Regions from separate parts of the Mus musculus genome. Here region 2 is linked to region 1. Evidence: chromatin loops called from intact Hi-C (ENCODE). Cell type or tissue: heart. All regions are shown on one strand. Each heading gives the region's core, and the rest is flanking DNA. Links, peaks and the distances in the headings are about the cores only. Region 1 overlaps Hoxa9 (homeobox A9). Region 2 overlaps Skap2 (src family associated phosphoprotein 2).

Region 1 (5,376 bases), core at 51-5,050:
AGACTGCTTTAGACCAATAAATTGTTCCTGGGGTGACACAGAAGGGCGCACAGTGAAAGGCCAGGCAGGCCCAGGCGGTCTGTCTAGACTCAGGAGACTGGAGCAGTCCAAAGGCACGTGTCTAAAGTGGAACTTCTCTTTAGAAGGAGACCTGACAACCAGAGTTCGGAGTTGGGTTGAACAGGAAAAACACGACACTAACACACCTAGGAAGGTCATCTGAATTTGGCCTGAAAGGACTAAGTGGTTCCCACAAGAGACTCTGTGCTAGTTTGCCAAGGCCAAATAGGTCCCAAATTCTGCTGTTTTCAAGGTCTTGGCACTTCTGGGCACAAGTCTTCCCTCTGAGTGGGATTCAAGACTCACCAAAAACCCTCACTTCGTTTCTGTGTCTCTTTTCCCTTGGCAGACTTTGAACAAAATCAGACTCTCAGCAAGGCCTATTTAATTATATGTTTTCTGACTGTTGGCTCCCTACTTATTTAATGGAAATGTATCTGTTATGTGTGAAAATATTCACACACTATTGAGCCCAGACCCAGTTTTTAATCTGCTATCTAAATATTTCCCAACGCTGTCCCAGAACTAGCTTTCAAACCTACTGCCAGAGTTTGTTTCCTCCGTTTCCTGTGGCCAGATAGTCCTCAATGTTTAAATCTAGGTTTAGAATGTAAACGCAGACCTTTGCAGCAAAACGGCGCCTTCTAGAGAGTCCAGTGGTGCTGAGTTTGGGGGACTTTGAACCTTTCTAGTCTCCTCCCCTGAGAAGATGGTGGGCTTCAGCTATTGGGCTTGGAGACTATGTCCCCCGACTTAGTGAAAGGCGCCTGACTTGGACGCGGCCACCAATTCCTACCCGAAGCGAATAAATAAGCCCAGTTCCTTGCCGGGTCTTGTCCGGACGAAGACAGCGACAGGCTGTGAAAAACCTCTCAGCAGCGAAGACCAGAGAGCAGCCTGCCCCGCCGCCAGTCGGCCAAGGGCAAGGGAGGCTGCTGGCCTAGTCATTTCACCAGGCCTCTGAGCTCCTGGAGGCCTGCACCTACCTAGGGCCTCTGTGATCCGTGGAGGGAAGCGGCTGCTGCCAACCAGTGACTTCCATTGTTAGAAAACTGGAGCATTCTATTTGTGCCCACTGCTCAGCAGTAACATAAATATAGATTTCTCAGGATTAGGATAGGTATCTCTTGGTGCTCTCTCCAAGAAGCTATAAAACCCTTCCTACAATCAGATGCTGTGAAGTAGCATGAATTACATACGGAAATATAACGAGGATATATGCCTGTAGTACCTACGTGTGTGCAGGAAGATTTTTTTTTAAGGGAGTAAGAGAGAGAAAGAGAGGGAGACCCAGGAGATACGTCAGCCAGGATCGAGTCCCTGGTTTTACAGCGCATTCAGCACGGAGATGCGAGTCATAAACATTTTGTGGGCTTGGCCGAGACTATTACGACCCAAATAAATGCACTGTACGGTCTATATTCACGGCGCTTCGAAGGGTTAGTTTTCTTTTTGCTCTTGTGTTTTCTTTCCGAAACCATCCTACCCCAGAGTCTGATCCCACACACTAGCCGCCTTGCTCTGAAGCTGGGGACATCTAGCATTAAAAGTAGCCTGAGAATGAATGGGGATTTTTTTTTCTTTCTTCTAGCCTCCTCAACCGGCGACACCAGAGTAGCCTTGGCCTTTCAATGCCAAAGAAATACCACGGCCTGAGAAGCAAGAACGACTTCAACCATATGAATGCGTTTTGAAGCTAGAGTGTTAATGTACTTATTTAAACGTATAGATCATTTATTTTCGAACAACCTAACAGTTCCTAGACTATGCCCCAAGTTACCCCAGCGTGGCCAAGTTCCCCGAAGATCTACACAAGACAGCCACCAAGTATGACTTTATAACCAATTTTCAGCCGCCTAATTTTAAGGTCAGGTATTCAAACCGACCAAGTCCCCGATCTCTCTCTCTCTCTCTCTCTCTCTCTCTCTCTCTCTCTCTCTCTCTCTCTCTCCCCATACTGGTGGTGGCTAGCTAGGCCTGGTACCCCCCCACCCTGAACCAGGTTTGGGGACCTCACGGGTCGGCGGAACCCGTGGCCACAGGATGCGCTCTCTGTGGGTTCATCTGGTCCTGGGGCCGTAGGTGTTCATTCCCTTGTTCTTCGATCGTGAACGACCCGTTCCCCGTGCGCCTCGCTGTCCCTAGATCTCTGCTGGGATGAGGACTGTGACCCTGAAATGGAACTGGCGTTCTCAGCCACAGCCCCGCACCTTCGGCGTCGCTGCTGCCACGCAACACAGCGGTCTCGGAATGGGGCCGGGGAGGAGCGAGCGCCGAAGGTCAGGCAAGCCCCGGCGCATGCTGTGTCCCTTGGAGGCTTTCAGGCTGGCATGAGCAGCAGGGAAAATATACGACTGCTGCTCACACAAATCCCATTCCAGAAAGGCTCGCTTCAAGTCGACATTTTAGGAGCTTCCTAGGTCTCGGCGGCCGGAGATGGCGGCGAGAAAGCCTCTTGCGTGGAGCCACACTGCCATCTCCTGGAATTTTCTTGGCACTGCAGCCGCAGCTGCTCTGGCCCGCGTGAACTTCGGCAACGCCTGTGACCCCACCAGCGTTCCACTCCCATGGGCGGAGCGAGGGCCCTGTCCCTGGGGAATCCTTGGGGAGCCAGGAACCTACGCTGCCGAGGGGGCAATACCCATAAAAGAGGGCTGTTTCCGCAGTCTCTTTATCGGAGGCAGACAGAGCAAACAAATGAAAGGGTTTTGGTGGGATACCCTAATTGGAGCTGGACAGTTGTAAACTCATTAAGAGCCGAATTCCAGACAGTTCGCAGACCTTCCTTTATGGCACACCCTTACTGCATAAGCTTTGAAGTCCTTTCTGTCTGCAACAACAGAGGGCGTGCCAACCTGGCGGCTCGTTGGGGGTGGGGGTTAAGGAGAAGCCCCATCCACCCTCACCCTGGTCCCCCTTTCCCGGCTTAGAAGACAGTCAACATTGCAGAGAGATGGGGGTGCGAAGGAAAAGAATTGGGGGGTGTGAGGCGAGGCAGAATCCTCTGGCTACATCTGGAAGGCGCTTGGGCCTCCGAAGGCAGTCGTTCCCCCTACGCAGCCCTTTACACCCCATAAAGGGTAACAGCCCTCATTTTCTTTTATGGCGCTTCGGGGCTTGTCGGTTGCTAAGGCCTGCTTCTGTGGGGACTCCGAAGGTGGCTTAGCAGTGTAGGATGCTGAGCCCCTACCCCCAACCCGCCTCCGGCCAGGTTGGCAGGACTCAATGGGGCACAAGGGTATGGCTTTTCCACTCTCTGAAAACCCCTGACTATTTGAAGGAGCAGCCTCATTGCCGACATGTGGCTCCTGCCTGCCTCCTCAGAGTTTTCTTACACAGCTCCTTGACTTCCAGCCCTCAACTCGACCACCCTACTTCCAAAGGCTTCTTCAGTCCTTTTTTTTTTTTTTTTTTTTTTTTTTTTTTGTGAGTCCAGGGTTGGGGAATATTTTTGGAGGCAGCCAAAATGAAAGGGTGGACTTTCCACTGCTGCTGGCCAGCGAGGCCTAGCTTTCTGATGCTTCTCTGGTCGCCTGGCAAATAGATCCGAGTCTATTTGCTCCTCCGCTGGACTTCCCAGCTTTCCGCCTCTGCTTCCTAGCTACCGGCAACCATCTGAGTCGAGGGTGCTTAGGCCTGGCCCAACTACGGCTGGTTCCAGCGAGAGAGAGACCGAATTAGGGCTTTATCAACCTCACCTCAGCCCTCCCCCGAAAATATACCTAGAAAAAGAAGGTGCAAAGAGCAGAGCCGCACAACGTAAAAGAATCAATATATTTTATTTGGCAAAAGTTAAATATCTCGACACAACAATTTGGTCAGTAGGCCTTGAGGTAACTATTGCAAAATATACAGTGTATGTTCAATCCGATGGGAACCCCAAATTCACCAAGGATACAAATCTACAGTAGCCCAAGAGCAGTTTCATGGTGTATAATTTATTATCAATAAAATTAACTCCATTACAATAAGCACTCACTTTCTCCCAATTAAAATTAAGCGTAAACCCATAGGTAGCAACCCTCTGCACACACGTATAGCTCCGAATTTCCTCACTTCTCCTCTGGTGCAAAAACAATATTCAAGCTTTCTGATTATGAATATTTCTTTAATATGGAGATTCTATATACATTGGACAAAATTGGAGTCTAGAACGTAAAGATGAAGAAGCCCACATTTCAAAAGTAGATAAATCATGAATCTATGCATCCCGGAGAACTATCTCTCTTTTCTTTCCAAATCTGATTTCACTGGGAAATCCTTACAGCTAGTTTACAATCGTAGGTTAACAGTCTAGCTACACAGAAGACTACAGAGCTATACATTATGCCACAGCTTCTCTCCCCCCATAAACAACCTGAGTTCAAATTGAATTCTAGCTTCCACAATCACAATGGGTACTTCACCCAGCACAGAAGTTTGAGTCACAAAACATAATTACCACAATAAAACACAGTGTTCAAGTATTTTGGCAGAATGATCTGCCACACGAAGAGCAAATTAAATTAGCTACAGAGACTAAAAACTATACAGCCAGTCATCAACAGTTGTGCATTATATAAAAAGGTAGTTTTCTTTCCTTTTGCTTAAAGTCAGAAGCAGGTAGATTTTTTTTAAATATATATATATATATACAAGCTAGCACATACAGCCAATAGCGCTAATGCCCTCCCTTGTGTGTGTGTGTGCCTTCTATAAAATGGAAAGCTTACAATACCTCCTCCATCAAAGCCGCAGGCCTAAGAGCCAGCCTGAGCACGGACTGCCAGTGGGGAGATGAGGCCTGGGATTTAGAGCCCCTTTGTGCGGGTGGAGGCTGGGTTTGGGGGAGAGGAGACAGAGGGAGACGGACAGTCCTTTCTTTTTCTTTCTAGCTTGCTCTCTTTTTAAATGAGCCCCTAAAAGGCTCACTCGTCTTTTGCTCGGTCCTTGTTGATTTTCTTCATTTTCATCCTGCGGTTCTGGAACCAGATCTTGACCTGCCTTTCGGTGAGGTTGAGCAGCCGGGCCACCTCGTACCTGCGGTCCCGTGTGAGGTACATGTTAAACAGAAACTCCTTCTCCAGTTCCAGCGTCTGGTGTTTTGTGTAGGGGCATCGCTTCTTCCGAGTGGAGCGAGCATGTAGCCAGTTGGCAGCCGGGTTATCTGCGGAGGGAGAGAGACACTGGGTTTAGAAGGAGCATCCCGGTAGGGTCTGAAGGAGCCTCTTGGGGGTCTCTGGCCGAAGTGCAGGATGCCGCTGAATTGGTTAGAGGAAACACAATGAAGCCCTGGCAGACAGATCCACGGAGGGTCACTTACAACAGAGCCAAGAA
Region 2 (5,376 bases), core at 133-5,132, 350 kb before region 1:
TTTGAGCACAAATGATGAAACTAGGAGAACTACATATTAAAACAACAAACAAACAAACAAACAAAACCCCCAATGCCTTTGTCTTTGCCAGTAAGAACTTTGATTCATTTATTTTACAGGTTTGAAGCCCCAAAAGGTATACAGAGTAAATCTTTGTACTCTAACAGAAGTAAATGTTCAATACAGCCACAATTCACCAATCACTGGCACGTATTAACCAAACGCAAACAAAGCACTGCTTAAACCTTCAGCCAACACAACCTCAGATACATTTTATTGCACAGGCATGACCACTCTCTTATCTACAGTTCCCATTCTGGTCTTAAGAAAATATTTTTTTAAAGGCAGCAAAGCTAAAGTCATGCATACTTCTGAAAAAAGAATATATTCCAGAGCTTTAAGCAGCATCCCTCTTTCCTGCTGAAGGATAGCTCTCTAAAAACATTTTGTTGCTGGAAAAGTTAGGACGAGGAGGTGGCTAGCAATGTACCAACAAGTACAGACTGAAAGATGACTGCAAGAGTTTGTGAGTCCAGAGCGGCAAGGCAGAGCAGCAGGACAGAAGGGGAACACGAACAGAGAGTTAGCCTGCTGCTGTGTGACTTGGAACCTACTGATGAAATACAAATGTTGCACAAACATGCTTCTAGGAAAATACCACTAGCCTACCAGATAATGCCCATGGTTTAGGAAAATAAAATTGAGATGCAAATAGTAAAATATTTAGCATGATTTTCTAAACAACTGGATTTCAGCAAACAACTGAAATTAAAAACTAAAAGATTTTCTACTTCTGATAATGAATTTTTCTCTCTTAAAACAAAAAAGCCGGAGATCACATTGTCTATTTTCAGAGTTAATTCACCAACAAAACAGTTATCACGAAAATCTCAAATTATGCCGGGCGTGGTGGCGCATGCCTTTATCCCAGCACTCGGGAGGCAGAGGCAGGCGGATTAGTGAGTTCGAGGCCAGCCTGGTCTACAGAGTGAGTTCCAGGACAGCTAAGGCTATACAGAGAAACCCTGTCTCGAAAAAACAAAAAAAAAAAAAAAAAAAAAAAAAAAAACTCAAATTATACCTTCATTTGTCCCTGAAAATATGCTCCATTGTATTTTTTTTTTTGGAGGAGAAAAAAAAAAAAAACGACTTCTAAATCTACATTAAAATACTGAATTATTTTAATTCATTAAGAAAACAACATCAAGAGAACAATAAAGCAAAAAGGTACTGTCTCCATTTAAAGCAAACAGTATTTAGATTTACATTAGTGAGGTTCAAAGGTTGAAACTAAAAAAAAAAAAAATGTGGGGATATTTGAAGGAGGAGGTAACTCAGCCAGAGGGTCACATGGCAGCTGCTAATTGGAAAATGTTAAAGAGGGAAGGGGGAAGGGCAGAGTGTCTGCCAGCTCTTCTTTATTGTATGTTGCATTTGATTTTCACTGAAGAAAAAAAGGGTGATGGTGGTTAAGATCTGTGTAACTCAAAAGAGGCTTAACATAAATAAACCATCCTGCGGCTAACTGAGCACAGCAACTTGCCAGCAAGATGTTCATGGAAGAGAAGGGGAGGGAGGGAAGGAGGAGGAGGAGGAGGAGGAGGGAGGACAGAAGGAGGGTGGGAAAAATGTAAAAATAAGGTATATTTCCATAGAGATGTATAATGAAAATCGCCTAACCATCAAATCAGTGAAATGTTTTCTACCACTACATTTACAAAATGGAAATGTCTTTTATTATAAAGCATACCATTTGATTTTTAAATTTGTCTAGATATGTATATTAAAAAAATCTTTCCTTAAACTATTTTGTGTTACCTTTTTAAAATGGACATATTCAAAACTGAGAAACTTGTGGGCAGTAAGTCAAATCATAGATAATACTTCAAATTAAAAGTCAGTATATTTCTAAGATTAAATTGTATTTTTAAAAAACTTTTTAAATAGTTTTATTTATTAAAAAAGGCATGGCATCGATTTCTTACAAAGTATTCATTTTCTATATCTTCACAAATATTATGCTAGATTTCTTAAAATATATTCTTCCTTTTTATACAATTTCCACACTAAATTCAAAATGATGAACACAATTTTTCATGATTAATGCTAATACTTTATTGACATGAGATGGGAGAGTAATCACCCATAGCTAGATGTAAAGCTAAATTAATGACACCAGTTTGATTGTGCACATTAGCTGCAATTACCTGCACCACTCATTCTGAGCCACTAGATGGTGTAAAAAAATAAATTAGAATGGTGAAAACTTCATGCCATCACCACAGAGATCTAGATAATACTCTAAGATTAAACACATTTCTAGTCATACAAAATAGTAGTTATTTTTATACTACTTCTGTTTTTAAGAATCAAATTAGACGTTTGCTTATGTGTTCTCTCCTTATACTGCATGGGCCTCAGGGGTTGAATTCAAGTTCTCAGAGTAAAACAGGCATTTTTACCTGCTGAGCCAACTGCTTATCCTTCTAAAAATATACAGCACTGGTCCCACCTTGATCTAGAAATCCACTGCTTTCTTCTGAAAAATCTTGAGTTCTCAATTTATTATTTTAGGCATTCAGAAATTAAACACAGTTATGGTATTAACTTAAGGTCTGTGTCTACCCAGGTTTGGACAAAACCGTAGGTTACAGCACCTGTGAGAGATCATCCCGTGTTTCTTTCTGCACCTGCACAGTACAAGGTGGGAAGGAATCTTCACACACACACTCACCTCCAAAGCCAGCAGAGAGCCCAGCAAAGTCAGCAGCAGCGTTGGGGCAGAGCCGGGAGGCTGTTCTCTCTATGGTACCATGCACCGCTCTCTGAGGCTTACAGCTGCTGACTGTGAGTATCAATCATTTAGCTATGGGGAGATACAGTGACTAACACGTTCATCTTTCTTGGCTCTTCTTTCAAAAACCAAAATTAGTCCCAACTAAAATGCTGTCTCTGGAAGGAACCCAATGTTGTTGGAACATCGAGCCTTGCAAAGGTCTGAAAGAGGAGGCCAGTTCTCTCCCAGATAACAGCATTTACGATGGTCAGACGGAAGTGAAGGCTACGTGTGAGCTGGGCTACCTCTAACCCCAGGTCTTAAACAGGTTTCAGAGAACTCAACTTCTACCCTCCCTCAGCATCCAGGAAGGACAGTGCACACTAGGACTACACCTTTAATTTCACAGGAACAGGAAATGGCGGAAGTGAGACAAGTCCGTGCCACTTTGCCTGGGGGAGGGGGTGGGGGTGGGTTGTCTGCCTGAGTTTCCAGCAGCCCAAGGTACCATTGAGAGGGCCTTAAGAAGAGGCCCATATGGACCCTGTTATAGCTGTCTCATATGAGGCTATGCCAGTGCCTGGCAAATACAGAAGAGGATGCTCACAGTCATCTATAGGATGGAACACAGGGGCCCCAAAGGAGAAGCTAGAGAAAGCACCCAAGGAGCTGAGGGGGGTCTGCAACCCTATAGGTAGAACAACAACATGAACTAACCACTACCCCCAGAGCTCGTATCTCTAGATGCGTATGTAGCAGAAGATGGCCTGGTCAGCCATCACTAGGAAGAGAGGCCCCTTGGTATTGCAAACTTTATATGCCCCAATACCAAGGGGCCTCTCTTGCCAGGGCCAAGAAGCGGGAGTGGGCGGGTAGGGGAGCAGGGCGGAGGGAGGGTATAGAGAACATCCGGGATAGCATTTGAAATGTATATAAAGAAAATATCTAATAAAAAATAAATTAAAAAAAAAGAAGCAGCCCATGTGGGCTTTACAAGCTCCACGTGTGCAAAGGAATACAGTGCTGTACCACATATCCCTACACTCTGAAATTTCAAATACAAGTTAATCAACCTTTGAATTTTATATACTCACAGCTACATTAGTTAAATAAACAGTGAGCTTGGTAAATTTGGGAGGAATTTCAGGAAAGTTTCCTGATAAGAACTGGGCCAAACAGTGTTATTTCTGTTAAGTAATTAACTTTAAAAGCTGCTATTTTAACTTGGGACAATTAAATGTTTGATAACAGACTTAGCCAAAAGCTGTCATGTGGATATGACAGTAAGATAACATAGCAACCCATGGATCCCACCATTGGGAGGCTGACTGGAGTTCACAACCAGCCTTGGCTTTGGGCTTCTCAATAAGTCGTAATCTGTATTATTAGTAAATATTCCTTCTCGCACTTCTCCTACTAATCTCCAAGTGCTTATGTATTATTCTTTAGGATTCCTGATGTCTAGAATGTGTCCTGGTATTGTACATGCTTTATATGGGATGGGATGGGATGGGATGGGATGGGATTAAGCAGAAGGGACAGAAATGAACTACTCTAGGAGTCAAGATAATATAGCTAGCTCATGTACTCTATCTGCACCAAGAATAGACAATCTTCATTAAGATGCCCACTCTAAGATTCTGTGACCAGCTGGGTCAAGATTTTCAGTGCCAGCCAACCAACATTAAAATCCAAAATGTGACATTATTTTCAAATTCTCTTTGTATCTAATAACACATATCATCTTTCTGAAATATCCAAAATATTTCTCAGCTCAATAATTTTAGGGTTATAAAGTGTTAGACTTATGACCTATATAACATTTCCCTGCTTATATTTAAGTCATTTTCATTCATGATTTGGTGCTAAGATAAGCTTAAAAACATTTTTAAAAATCCCTATAGTACAGTAGGAAAAACTTCAGAGTGAAAATTAAGAGAGTTCCAACACTGCATCAGAAACTGATGTCTGGAGCAGACAGGTTCTACAGTGCAGTGTCTTAAAAAGCAAAGACACGATTCTCATGTACATAAAGATGAGTTTGTGGCAATATACTTTGGTACTGCAATTACAAATATAGTGTGTTAAACTTTAAAAAATTACCTCAACTTGTCTGAATATAGAGCCTTTAAATTGTTGGAACACCCAATGTGTTTACACAAAGATGAAAACCTTTTTTTATAAACACAATGTTTCTACTGGAGAATGGCAGGCAAACTCAGAATAAGCACACAGAAGAATAAGGAGGAAGAAGCAAGAAAAACATAATTAATAACCTAATACCTTACAATGTTAACTTTCACATAAGTATATTGTTTCTGGATAAGGCAGTAGGTGGATGCCTGCCAAGGGCTAGAGTGACAGGTAAACACACGGCTAAGTTGAATCCTGTTATCTGATTGTGTTTAAATTCTGATTATAGTTCACTTGACAAAATAATTAATTATTGTGAACTTCCAATTGTTAACTAGGACCTAGAAGAATTCCAACTGGCATTTTTCCCTTGTGTTGTAAATTTAAATGCAGGAGAACTGAGCTGTGTATTTCCCGTTGACAGCTGTCATTTGTGGGGTGGGGTGGGGGGTAACTTTCTTACCTTG

The links. Hi-C counts contacts between places; a loop is a spot of excess contacts. Peaks named below come from ENCODE experiments on the same cell type or tissue, not always from the same donor. Only the 100,000 strongest peaks of a DNase experiment are listed, where the experiment ranks them.
Region 2: a loop joins it to region 1, with 8 times the contacts of the local background. A loop is called at or near these places in 26 of 42 quality-filtered maps.

Annotation. Positions count from the first base shown.
Region 1 is chr6:52,219,277-52,224,652 of GRCm38, forward strand. Hoxa9 (homeobox A9) reads right to left here. Exons shown (of 2, transcript NM_010456.3): 2 at 3,821-5,206. The coding sequence ends at 4,968. Among named protein-coding and RNA genes, the nearest start is that of Hoxa7, 3.4 kb to the left of the region's middle. In heart, for the core only: no CTCF peak of the experiment used is centred there; a DNase peak (open chromatin) is centred at 2,545; H3K4me3 peaks cover 1,333 bases; H3K27ac peaks cover 354 bases; H3K27me3 peaks cover 4,768 bases.
Region 2 is chr6:51,869,103-51,874,478 of GRCm38, forward strand. It overlaps Skap2 (src family associated phosphoprotein 2), which reads right to left. Exons shown (of 13, transcript NM_018773.2): 11 at 5,373-5,376. Among named protein-coding and RNA genes, the nearest start is that of Skap2, 140 kb to the right of the region's middle. In heart, for the core only: a CTCF peak has its summit at 2,230 (motif pointing right); no DNase peak of the experiment used is centred there.